Regions from separate parts of the Homo sapiens genome. Here region 1 is linked to region 2. Evidence: chromatin contacts called from ENCODE Hi-C or POLR2A ChIA-PET data. All regions are on one chromosome and are shown on one strand. The core of a region is the stretch at or near the end of the contact, and the rest is flanking DNA. Distances in the headings are between cores, read along the strand shown.

Region 1 (5,243 bases), core at 993-3,492, 280 kb before region 2:
GGTCTTGGACTCTTATAAGACTTTGGGCTGTATCTTCTAAAGAACGCTGTAGTTCTGTTGAAAGAGCTTTAAAGTATGTTAAGGAGGTGGCCAATCTGCCTGCTCCCAATCTAAGTCCGGCGGTTATACCCAAGGTGGCCATCAAGGGAATGACATGGAAAGCCCTCCTCTTCCTAACATATTGGGCAGATGGAATGGGCAAAGGTTGACTAGGAGGAATTAGTCCAATGCAGGGAGAAAGATAAACTAGAGTACATGTTCTGGTACAGTTGGTGGGGAGACAAAGATATGTACTGGTTCCATATAAAAATAATAAGACTTGGCTGGGTGCGGTGGCTCACACCTGTAATCCCAGTACGTTGGGAGGCTGAGGCAGGCAGATCATGAAGTCAAGAGATCAAGACCGTCCTGGCCAACACGGTGAAACCCCGTCTCTACTAAAAATACAAAAAAAAAAAAAAAATAGCCGGGCTTGGTGGCACACGCTTGTAGTCCCAGCTATTCGGGAGGCTGAGGCAGGAGAATCACTTGAACCCAGGAGGTGGAGGTTGCAGTGAGCCAAAATTGTGCCACTGCACTCCAGCCTGGGCAACAGAGTGAGACTTTGTCTCAAAAAAAAAAATAAAATAAAATAAAAAATAAGCCTTGTTGTAAATATAGGCAGAGATATGGAAAGAAAGCAAGTGAATTAAGGCTGAAGTGTCTTTTCTTTCCTGTGGTTCATTACTCCAGATGGACAAGGAGGAGGCCAGAGAGACATCCACTATAGTAGAGATATAGGAAGAGTTATTCTTTATACATTTAATACAATCAGATGTTGCACCATTGATATTGAGCCATGAATAAAGCGGGCACTAGGGACAGCACAAATTAGGTCAGAGGCATCGGTTGAGGGAGAGGCTGTAAAACGAGCCAGTTGTGGAAATGCCCCATTTGCATCAGGTGATATGTGATAGTCAACTCGGTTAGTGTGATGGTCAGAGGGGTGTTTAACAATGATAGTGCATTGGTTAGGTGTTAAGGACCCTACAGGGAAATTTCCCTCACAGGCTGAAAAGCAAAGTGAGGCTTGTTGTAAAAGGGCGGTGTGTTTAGTTATGGGCCCTTCAATGGGAGGGCCTTGGGGCTTGAGGCATTGTAGGGAGTTGTAATAGGTTTGAAATGATTTGTTGGCTTGATTGGCCCTGGAAGGGGCATAATCACCTACCAGGGCGTCAGCTCTTTCAAAAAAGGAAGCTCCTTTTTGGAGTTTATAGATTATGGTTATGTTTCCTGTTAAAAGGTCATGAAAGGGTGTAGGAAGGGCTGTATAGGCTGAGGAAGACAGTGATAAGCACATCCAGGATTCTGGAGCAAAGGAAGAGTTAGCTTGCAGCATGAGGGATTGTGTAAGGTTTATAGAGCATTCCAGTTTGAGAGCAGTGAGGAGTGGTTGTATTGGTAAGGTTGATGTGATTACAGAATTTATATTGAAAGAAACAAGCAAAAGGAGAAAAAGGTTATTTGAGTAGGAGTAAAGTCCTGGAAAATTCCTTGAAGCCGTAAGTCCCATAGAATAGTAAGGAGCTGATCAGGATGGATAATGGGAGTTTCATAATGGTACCAATAAAGGTCTGTAACAAGATTGGTTGGGAAGCAATGAAAGTTTGAGAGAGAAAGAGACATAGCAGCTTATGTAAATTTCTCTTCCTTTTCCTCCAGGATTTGGTGAGGCGAAGGGAAGTGGGTCCTGTGGAGACACAAGAGAAGGCTGAAGGGGGTTTTGATTTGGTTGTTTTGGTATGTAGTGAAGTCTGTTGTCTTGAGAGATGTATAATGAAACCAGCTGGGGAGTCCCTGGGGTTTTGCTCCTGTGGTGTTGCAGGAATCAAGGGACAGAAGAGACCAATGGGTGGGACAGGAGGATTTATTAGGTGTGTACCAGCCCAGAGGATTAACATCCAAAGGCTGAGCCCCGAACAAAGACAGGGCTTGACTTTTATACATGCATCCAAAAGGGGGTTGGCTATACATGCATCCAAAAAGGGGCTCACCAGTTTGATGGTGCAAAACCTGTAGGGCGGGCAAGCAGGCTTACAGAAGCAGAACAAAGGCAGTTTGTGAAACAGTGACAGATTGTGCAACTTAAACATATCTTGTGACCTTATACAGAAGGAAAAACAGGAACTTACAAAACTTTGCAAAATAATTATGAGAATGGTAAGGGGGGAAGGGGAAGCTGAAAGAGGAGAAAAACTTGTTTTTCTCACCCCTGCTCCAAGATGGGAGGGAGAGGCTCTGGGGCTCATCCCTTGAGGGCCCTGGCTCTGCAGACAGGGCTATCAAAGCCCTGCCAGAGCCCTGCCTATCGCTGAGCCTCAAAGTGAGTTAGCCTAGTACAAGAAACTTTTTTTTTCCTGCTTAAGTGGGTGTAGTAAAGATGATCTGGTAAGACCCATTCCATTTAAGTGTGAGGGGAGGATTGAGGAGAGGACTGGGATCTTTTACCAGAACCCAGTCTCCTGGCTGTAGGAAGTGATTAGAGAAGTCGGCGATGGGTCGTGTCAGGTATTCGTCAGCATATTCCCAAATGAAATGGCAGATGGTATGTAGAAGTGGGGAAATGAGGCCAGGCACGGTGGCTCACACCTGTAATCCCAGCACTTTGGGAGGCTGAGGCGGGTGGATCACGAGGTCAGGAGTTCGAGACCAGCCTGGTCAATGTGGTGAAACCCCGTCTCTACTAAAAATACAAAAATTAGCCGAGCGTGATGGCATGCACCTGTAATTCCATCTACTTGGGAGGCTGAGGCAGGAGAATTGCTTGAACCTGGGAGGCAGAGGTCACAGTGAGCCAAGATCTTGCCGCTGCACTCCAGCCTGGGTCTCAAAAAAAAAACAGTAACAAAAAAGGTTTTAAAATTAGCTGGTTGCAGTGGTGTTTGCCTGTAGTCCTAGCTACTCAGGAGGCTGACGTGGGAGGATCATTTGAGCCCAGGAGTTCAAGGCTGCCGTAAGCTATGATCATGCCGCTGCACTCCAGCCTGGGTAACAGTGAGACCCCTGTTTCTGAAAAAGAAACAGAAAAACAAACCCCAAACAGCCAGTCTCTGTAACTGTGAGAAATAAATTTCTGTTATTTAAGTACTCAGCCTATGATATATTTGTTACAGCAGCCTAAACTGACTGAGACAACTACTAAGGCATTTAGTTTATTTACCTTTAATGAAATTAGTCTCAAAAAATCTATTGCCCTAGTTTATACTATCTTTCACTTCCTATTCTTTTTCTTTTGAGAGAGAGTCTCGCTCTGTCACCTAGGCTGGAGGGCAATGGTGTGATCTCGGCTCACTGCAACCTCCGCCTTCCGGGCTCAAGTGATCCTTTTGCCTCAGTCTCCTGAGTAGCTGGGATTACAGGCGTGTACCACCATCCCCAGCTAATTTTTATATTTTTAGTAGAGACGGGATTTTGCCATGTTGGCCAGGCTGGTCTCAAACGCCTATCCTCAAGTGATCTGCCAGCCTTGGCTTCCCAAAGTGCTTGGATTACAGGCATGAGCCACCATGCCTGGCCTTCCTATTTTTTTTTTTTGACTCTTTTTTGGTATTAATTATATTCTTCCTTGCTAGTTTGGAAGTTAAATACTCTATTCAGGTTTGAGATGCTTTTTTTGCCTTTTGTTTTTTGGGTTGATTTTTTTTGGTTGTTACCCTATAAGCTGCATTGTGATTACTTAAATTACAAAGTTAATCTATTTCTTTATCTCCTCCAGAACACAGACCTGTCATATGTTTTAATATTATCTTTTTTCTTTCAAATTTAACTATTACTAAACATTATCATTGTTTTATAGTTAATATTTTATACTTACCCAAAGTCTTTTTTACATGTTGTTTCTTCTTGTAGCTTCATTTAGGATCAATTTCCTTCTAGCTAAAATATATACTTTAGATTTTTCCTATAGGGAGAGTTTGCTGGCGAAAGAGTGAGTTTTATTTGTCTGAAACAATTTTATTTTGTCTTCATTAAAACAAATTTTAGGGCCGGGAGAGGTGGCTCACGCCTGTAATCCCAGCACTTTGGGAGGCCAAGTCGGGCAGATCACAAGGTCGGGAATTCGAGACCAGCATGGTGAACATGGTGAAACCCCGTCTCTATAAAAAATACAAAAATTACCTGGGCATCATGGCACATGCCTGTAATCCCAGCTACTCGGGAGGCTGAGGCAAGAGAATCACTTGAACCTGGGAGGCAGAGGTGGCAGTGAGCTGAGATTGAGCTCAAAAAAAAAAAAATTTAATTGGGTTTAGAATTCCAAATTTTCAGTTGCTTTTCCTCAGCAATTTGAAGATAACATTTCACTATCTTCCAGCTTACATTGTCTTTAAGCCAGCTGTCACTAACTCAGCTTCTTTTGAGATGATCTCCTTGCTGGCGCAGTAGCTCACACCTATAATCCCAGCACTTTGGGAGGCCAAGGTGGGTGGATCACCTGAGGTCAGGAGTTCGAGACCAGCCTGGCCAACATGGTGAAACCCCGTCTCTACTAAAAATACAAAAAAAAAAGTAGCTGGACATGGTGGTGGGTGCCTGTAATCCCAGCTACTTGGGAGGCTGAGGCAGGGAGAATCGCTGGAACCCGGTAGGCGGAGGTTGCAGTGAGCCGAGATCGAGCCATTGCATTCCAGCCTGGGTGAAAGAACAAGACTCTGTCTCAAAAAGAAAAAAGAAGATAATCTCCTTTCTCTCCTGCTGTTTTATAATCATTCTTTGTCATTGTTGTTCTGAAATTTCACCATTTTATGTCTGTGTGTGGGTTTCTTTTCTATGTACATAGACATACCTATGTACATAGACTGAAACTTATGCACATAGGTTTATTAAGATATATTCATAGGTTATAAACATATATACATAGGTTGTAAACATATAAACATAGCCTAAAAAAAATATAAAGCAAAAACATCACAAGAAGAAACAAGCTGGGTATGGTGGCTCATGCCTGTAATCCCAACAATTTGGGAGGCCGAGGTGGGCAGATCACCTGAGATCGGGAGTTTGAGACCAGCCTGACCAACATGGAGAAACCCCATCTCTACTAAAAATACAAAATTAGCCGGGCATGGTGACGGATGCCTGTAATCCCAGCTACTCAAGAGGTTAAGGCAGGAGAATCACTTGAACCTGGGAGGTGGAGGTTGTGGTGAGCCGAGATTGCGTCACTGCACTCCAGCCTGGCAACAGAGTGAGACTCTATCTCC
Region 2 (5,253 bases), core at 569-3,068:
AGAGGAAGCAATCCCAGGAGTGGCCTTTCCCGAACCAGCTGAAGTCAGAGCACCCTCCATTACGGGATGTATCCACGGGGAGACGCATGGGAAAGCATTGCGTTCAGGTGCGCAGATGGGGCCAAGCTTGTGTTGAAGCTCACCAGTCCCTTAGTTCATCTGCAGCGAGAGTCAGCTTTATGATTTGGGTTTACACACCCTAGGGAAGTGTGGTCTAGGTAAGAGGCCATTAGGAGGGGCTTATAGTAGGATTTGAGTTTATGTTAGATGACTTGGGGAAGGGCTGAGCCGAGCGAGGCCTGCTCTGGACTGGGTGCAGTCAGATAGTGTGGGCAATTTGGTGATTGAGTATCTTAATGATTTTTATTTAGAAAGTGGCAGGAACCAAGCCCCACTCAAAACCTCATTGATAAAGAAGCCTCAGCTGCTTATAGTAGCCAGGAAAGGGAGGTGTTTGGTCGCTTCTGTAGTTTACACAGTACGTGCACTTGTTTCTGTCTGTGCTGAGGGCATGGGCATGATTACACACTGGTCTCTTCTTTGTTTCACTCCATTGTGTTACGCATTGCTTTGCTGTGAAATGGTCTGTTTGGCAGGTGCACATTGTGGGGGAGAAAACATATTTTTTCCTTTTCTTTTTTAGGTTTTTAGTTGAGATACTCTCCTGAAAACAAAAGTTAGATTAACAAAAAAAAAAAAAAAGCAGAAATTTATTAATGCATGCAGTACCCATCACACGGGAGAGGCCTCAGTTCAAAAGTATTTCTCTCTCAAGGCAGTGGCTTAGGGGCTTTGCTTAAATCATAGTTTAACAAAGAGCCATAAATCCTACATAGTGACAAGATGAAAGAGAGAGCAGTTCCAGTCTTTTCAAAGGCGGAAAAATATGGTGTGATGGTTAATACTGAGTGTCAACTTGCTTGGATTGAAGGATACAAAGTATTGATCCTGGGTGTGTCCGTGTAGGTGTTGCCAAAAGAGATTAACATTTGAGTCTGGGCTGGGGAAGGCAGATCCACCCTTAATCTAGTGGGCACAATCTAATCAGCTGCCAATGAATATAAAGCAGGCAGAAACCATGAAGAGGTGTGACAGGCCTGGCCTCCCAGCCTACATCTTTCTTCCGTGCTGGATGCTTCCTGCCTTTGAACATCAGACTCCAAGTTCTTCATTTTTGGGACTTGGACTGGCTCTCCTTGCTCCTCAGCTTGCAGACAGCCTATTGTGGGAGTTTGTGACTGTGTAACTTAATACTTAATAAACTTCCCTTTATCTCTATCTATCCATGTATCTATGTATCTATCTACGTATGTATGTATGTATGTATGCATCTATCTATCTATCTATCTATCTATCTATCTATCTATCTATCTATCTATCTATCTCTTTCCTATTAGTTCTGTCCCTCTAAGAGAATCCTGACTAATACATGTGGGAAGAGAGTAAAATCTGTTCCCAGTTTCCGCTGGTGCCTGCTGGTGCCTTCTCTGGGCCAAAAAGCAAGTGCTGTCTCCAATAAGGAAGGATTTATGCCCCGCCATCAGGCACACAGAGGCTGAGGCACAGCGGTCCCCTGCGGTTTAGTGTCTTCAACTAACAATCCTCAATATTTTGGGGAGAAATATTTTGGTTTCCCTCAGTGTTCGGCAGGTGGACACCATACTCTGGCTGTTGTGCTTGGCTAATTCCCAGCTGACAGTTTCTTTTTCACACGCTTCTATCCAGAGATACCAGACACCGAAAGGAGCATTTCCAAGAAGCCGCCTCTTAGGAAAGCCCATAGCATGGTGATTACAAGCCCAACCATGGCCTCAGACTGACCTGCATTTGCGTCCCAGCTCTGTCACTCACTGGCTGTGTGACCTTGACTAATTTAACTGAGAGCCTCTGTTTCCTGTCTTATAAGACAGGGCTAAAAATAATACTTTCCTCTTATGGAAATTGGGAAAATTAAATGTGATAACAAACATAAAACACATAAAATAGTACCTAGCACATGATAAGCATTTAACTTAGGCTCTCTACCCATATCATTGTTTGTCAGAGGTCACATTCTCTTGGCAAGTCCCACTGCACTCTGGCAACCCATCCGGGGGCTGAGGAATCAAACAATATGCGGTTTCTATGGAATTCCTGGCGCTAGAAGGAGCTCAGAAGACGAGCTGATGGGTTGTCTTCCATTTCTGGTTTGTCAAATAAAAAAAATTCTGGATGTGGTAAAAGAGAGACCTTCATTCGAAGGAATTATTGCCAGGGCATTGCGGGGGTACTCCTGCAATGGAGGGAGGGGAATGCTGGGACTGGAAGGTCTGTAAACATCTCAAAGGTTGCAAAGGGTTTCTCTATGGTAGGAGGAAACAAGGCTAGGATGAACCAGATGTGGGAAGCAGATGAAAGAGTAACAAATCGAGCAAATTGGAATGTTTGGCCCTGAAGCCACCCTGTTCTCTGAAGGGGCTCAGGCCAAGGGTAAACAAAGTTCTGAGGCTCTGAGGAAGGAGAGAAGCCTAACCAAAGTTTGGGTAACATGTATTTTGCTCTAGTTCTTCAGTGAGGACAAGCAGTTCAGCTAATCATCTGTGAGGCAAAGAAAGGAAATTTTGAGGGTCTGTGTCTGGTCTTAACATAGGTAAAGAAGAAGAGCATCTGTGAGTCTTACTGAAGTGACATGTGGAAGGGTTGGGGGGTGGTCTTTGCAGTAAGCCCTTTTGCAGAACATGAAGGGTGGGGGATTTTCTTTCTTTCTTTCTTTCTTTCTTTCTTTCTTTCTTTCTTTCTTTTTCTTTTTTTTTTTTTTTTTTTGAGACTGAGTCTTGCTCTGTTGCCAGGCTAGAGTGCAGTGGCCTGATCTCGGCTCACTGCAACCTCCGCCTTCTGGGTTCCAACGATTCTTCTGTCTCAGTATCCTGAGTAGCTGGGACTACAGGTGCCTGCCACCACAACGGCTAATTTTTTTTGTATTTTTAGTAGAGACAGGGTTTCACCATGTTGGTCATGGCTGGTCTCGAACTCCTGACCTCAGGTGATCCTCTCACCTCGGCCTCCCAAAGTGCTGGGATTACAGGCGTGAGCCACCATGCCCAGCCCGGGTAGGGGATTTTTCTTTTTTTTTTTTTTGAGATGGAGTCTCGCTCTGTCACCCAGGCTGGAGTGCAGTGGCGCGATCTCGGCTCGCTGCAAGCTCCGCCTCCCGGGTTCACGCCATTCTCCTGCCTCAGCCTCCCGAGTAGCTGGGACTACAGGTTCCCGCCACCACGCCCGGCTAATTTTTTTTTGTATTGTTAGTAGAGACGGGTTTTCACTGTGTTAGCCAGGATGGTCTTGATCTCCCGACCTTGTGATCTGGGTGGGGGATTTCTTAACCTTCACTGTTCACCAGGCCCACAAGGCTCAGGTAAAATTCAACTTTGTCAGGTTACAAATCATGCATTTCCTATTTCTCAAATTGTATTTCAGATAAAAGAGTGAAATGTAGGCTTTAACACGACTTGAGGCACTTCTGGGTCCTTACATAGAGGGTCAGGACTATTTGGAAGAGGAAACTGGGGAAAGGGGCATGTTTATTTGTGACTCCCTTGCCAAGCTGCACCGTTTAGAACATAGGTGCTTGGGACTGTAGCTTGTGTGACTCTCTGACCTGCAAGTGATCAATGAGAAATAAAATGTAAAATGGGCCAGGCGCGGTGGCTCATACCTGTAATCCTAGCACTTTGGGAGGCCGAGGCGGCTGGATCACCTGAGGTCAGGAGTTCAAGACCAGCCTGGCCAACGTGGTAAAACCCCGTCTCTACTAAAAATACAAAATTAGCCGGGCATGGTGGTGCGTGTCTATAATCCCAGCTACTAGGGAGGCTGAGGCAGGAGAATCACTTGAACCTGGCGGCGGGGCAGTGTGGAGGTTGCAGTGAGCTGAGATTGCACCATTGCACTCCAGCCTGGGCCACAAGAGCAAAACTCTGTCTCAAAACAAAAACTAAAAAACGTAAAATGAGGCAACATCAGCACAAATGCTGAAACCAGACTTCGTTTCAACCCATATTGGTTGACCAGCTACTGAGGGCCTGCAGCTCTCTTTCCTGGTGCTTTGGCCAATTCCCTGTCTTTGGCTCAGCACTGAAATGCTGCTCACTGACAGACTTCCGCTTCAGGATTCTCTCTGCCTTCATGGATGTCTAAATGTTTTCCTGTGTTGCTTTGTCTGCCTCTCTTGGGAGAATTCAAACATCTTGCTTGCTTGCGTTGCAGGGCTTTCCATGCCAGTTTGCACCTATAACATCTCCCCCTCATTCTTTTCTCTCTTTTTATAGCCTTTTGTTCTGCAGTGACTTCACTTGAGGGCCACTAATTCATTCTGCAACAGAGCTGGGAAATCTTGGCATTCTTACCACTTGCAGTATTTCTGGAAGCCAGCCTGGATCTGGAGTAGATCCTGAGAGACCACCGCAGAGTCCTCAAGCCTGCCCCCACCCTGGGATGACCATGACCATCTTTTTTTTTTTTTTTTTTTTTTTTTGAGACAGTCTCCCTCTTGTCACCCAGGCTGGAGTGCAGTGGCATGATCTGGGCTCACTGCAACCTCCACCTCCCAGGTTCATGCAATTCTCTTGCCTCAGCCTCCTGAGTAGCTGGGATTACACGTGCCCGCCACCATGCCCGGCTAATTTTTGTAGTTTTAGTAGAGATGGGGTTTCACCATGTTGGTCAGGCTGGTCTGAAACTCCTGACCTCAAGTGATCCGCCCGCCTCGGCCTCCCAAAGTGCTGGGATTACAGGCATGAGCCACTGCGCCAAGCTGAACATCTTTATTAAATGCTCCTGCCAGGTTCTGGGCAGACAAGCTTTGATTTACTTTCCCTTTCAAGAGCCAAGGGAATAAAGCTACCAAGTACGAGTTGATGATTTGAACTAATTCTGAAGATTTGTGAAAATGCTCAAAATCCAAGTGGGGAGTGAAGAGCAGCCGCCTGACAACTAAAACTGGGAAATGGGTGTTATTTGTCTCACAGTCCCCGCTTGCCCCTGCCTGCGCTGCTCCATCTCTTCCCCTCCTCCCTGCCACTTCAGGAGCCCATGCCCTCTCCCCTTATTGAAACCAAAACAAACACTGCTGTTCTAAAAGAAAGGATGTGAATAATAGAATCCTTCGATAACTAGGAGGGCCTTTAGTGAGTTATCTAATCCAACTCCCTCATTTTGTAAAATACTTGTCACTCCACATTTGGAAATCTAAATCTGGCCCTTTTTCCTTACATC

The links. A loop is a pair of places that touch in the nucleus more often than their neighbours do. ChIA-PET counts read pairs that join two places held with the same protein, here RNA polymerase II (POLR2A). Pooled maps may share reads with other maps.
Region 1: POLR2A ChIA-PET joins it to region 2 with 11 read pairs in activated CD4-positive, alpha-beta T cell. The contact joins two enhancer-like sites. A Hi-C loop is called at or near these places in 2 of 50 pooled maps. POLR2A ChIA-PET finds 5 or more read pairs at or near these places in 3 of 52 experiments (GM12878, activated B cell and activated CD4-positive, alpha-beta T cell).

What each region holds. Positions count from the first base shown.
Region 1 is chr12:31,903,695-31,908,937 of GRCh38, reverse strand. No RefSeq gene overlaps it. Among named protein-coding and RNA genes, the nearest start is that of LINC02422, 19 kb to the right of the region's middle. RefSeq lists an enhancer at 1,818-1,967. Within about 2 kb of position 2,242, at least 3 of the 41 ENCODE cell types and tissues checked have a DNase peak (open chromatin) inside an H3K27ac peak, as active enhancers do.
Region 2 is chr12:31,626,781-31,632,033 of GRCh38, reverse strand. LOC124902913 (a long non-coding RNA gene) reads left to right here. Exons shown (of 2, transcript XR_007063269.1): 2 at 4,308-5,253. Among named protein-coding and RNA genes, the nearest start is that of ETFBKMT, 30 kb to the left of the region's middle. Within about 2 kb of position 1,818, at least 7 of the 41 ENCODE cell types and tissues checked have a DNase peak (open chromatin) inside an H3K27ac peak, as active enhancers do.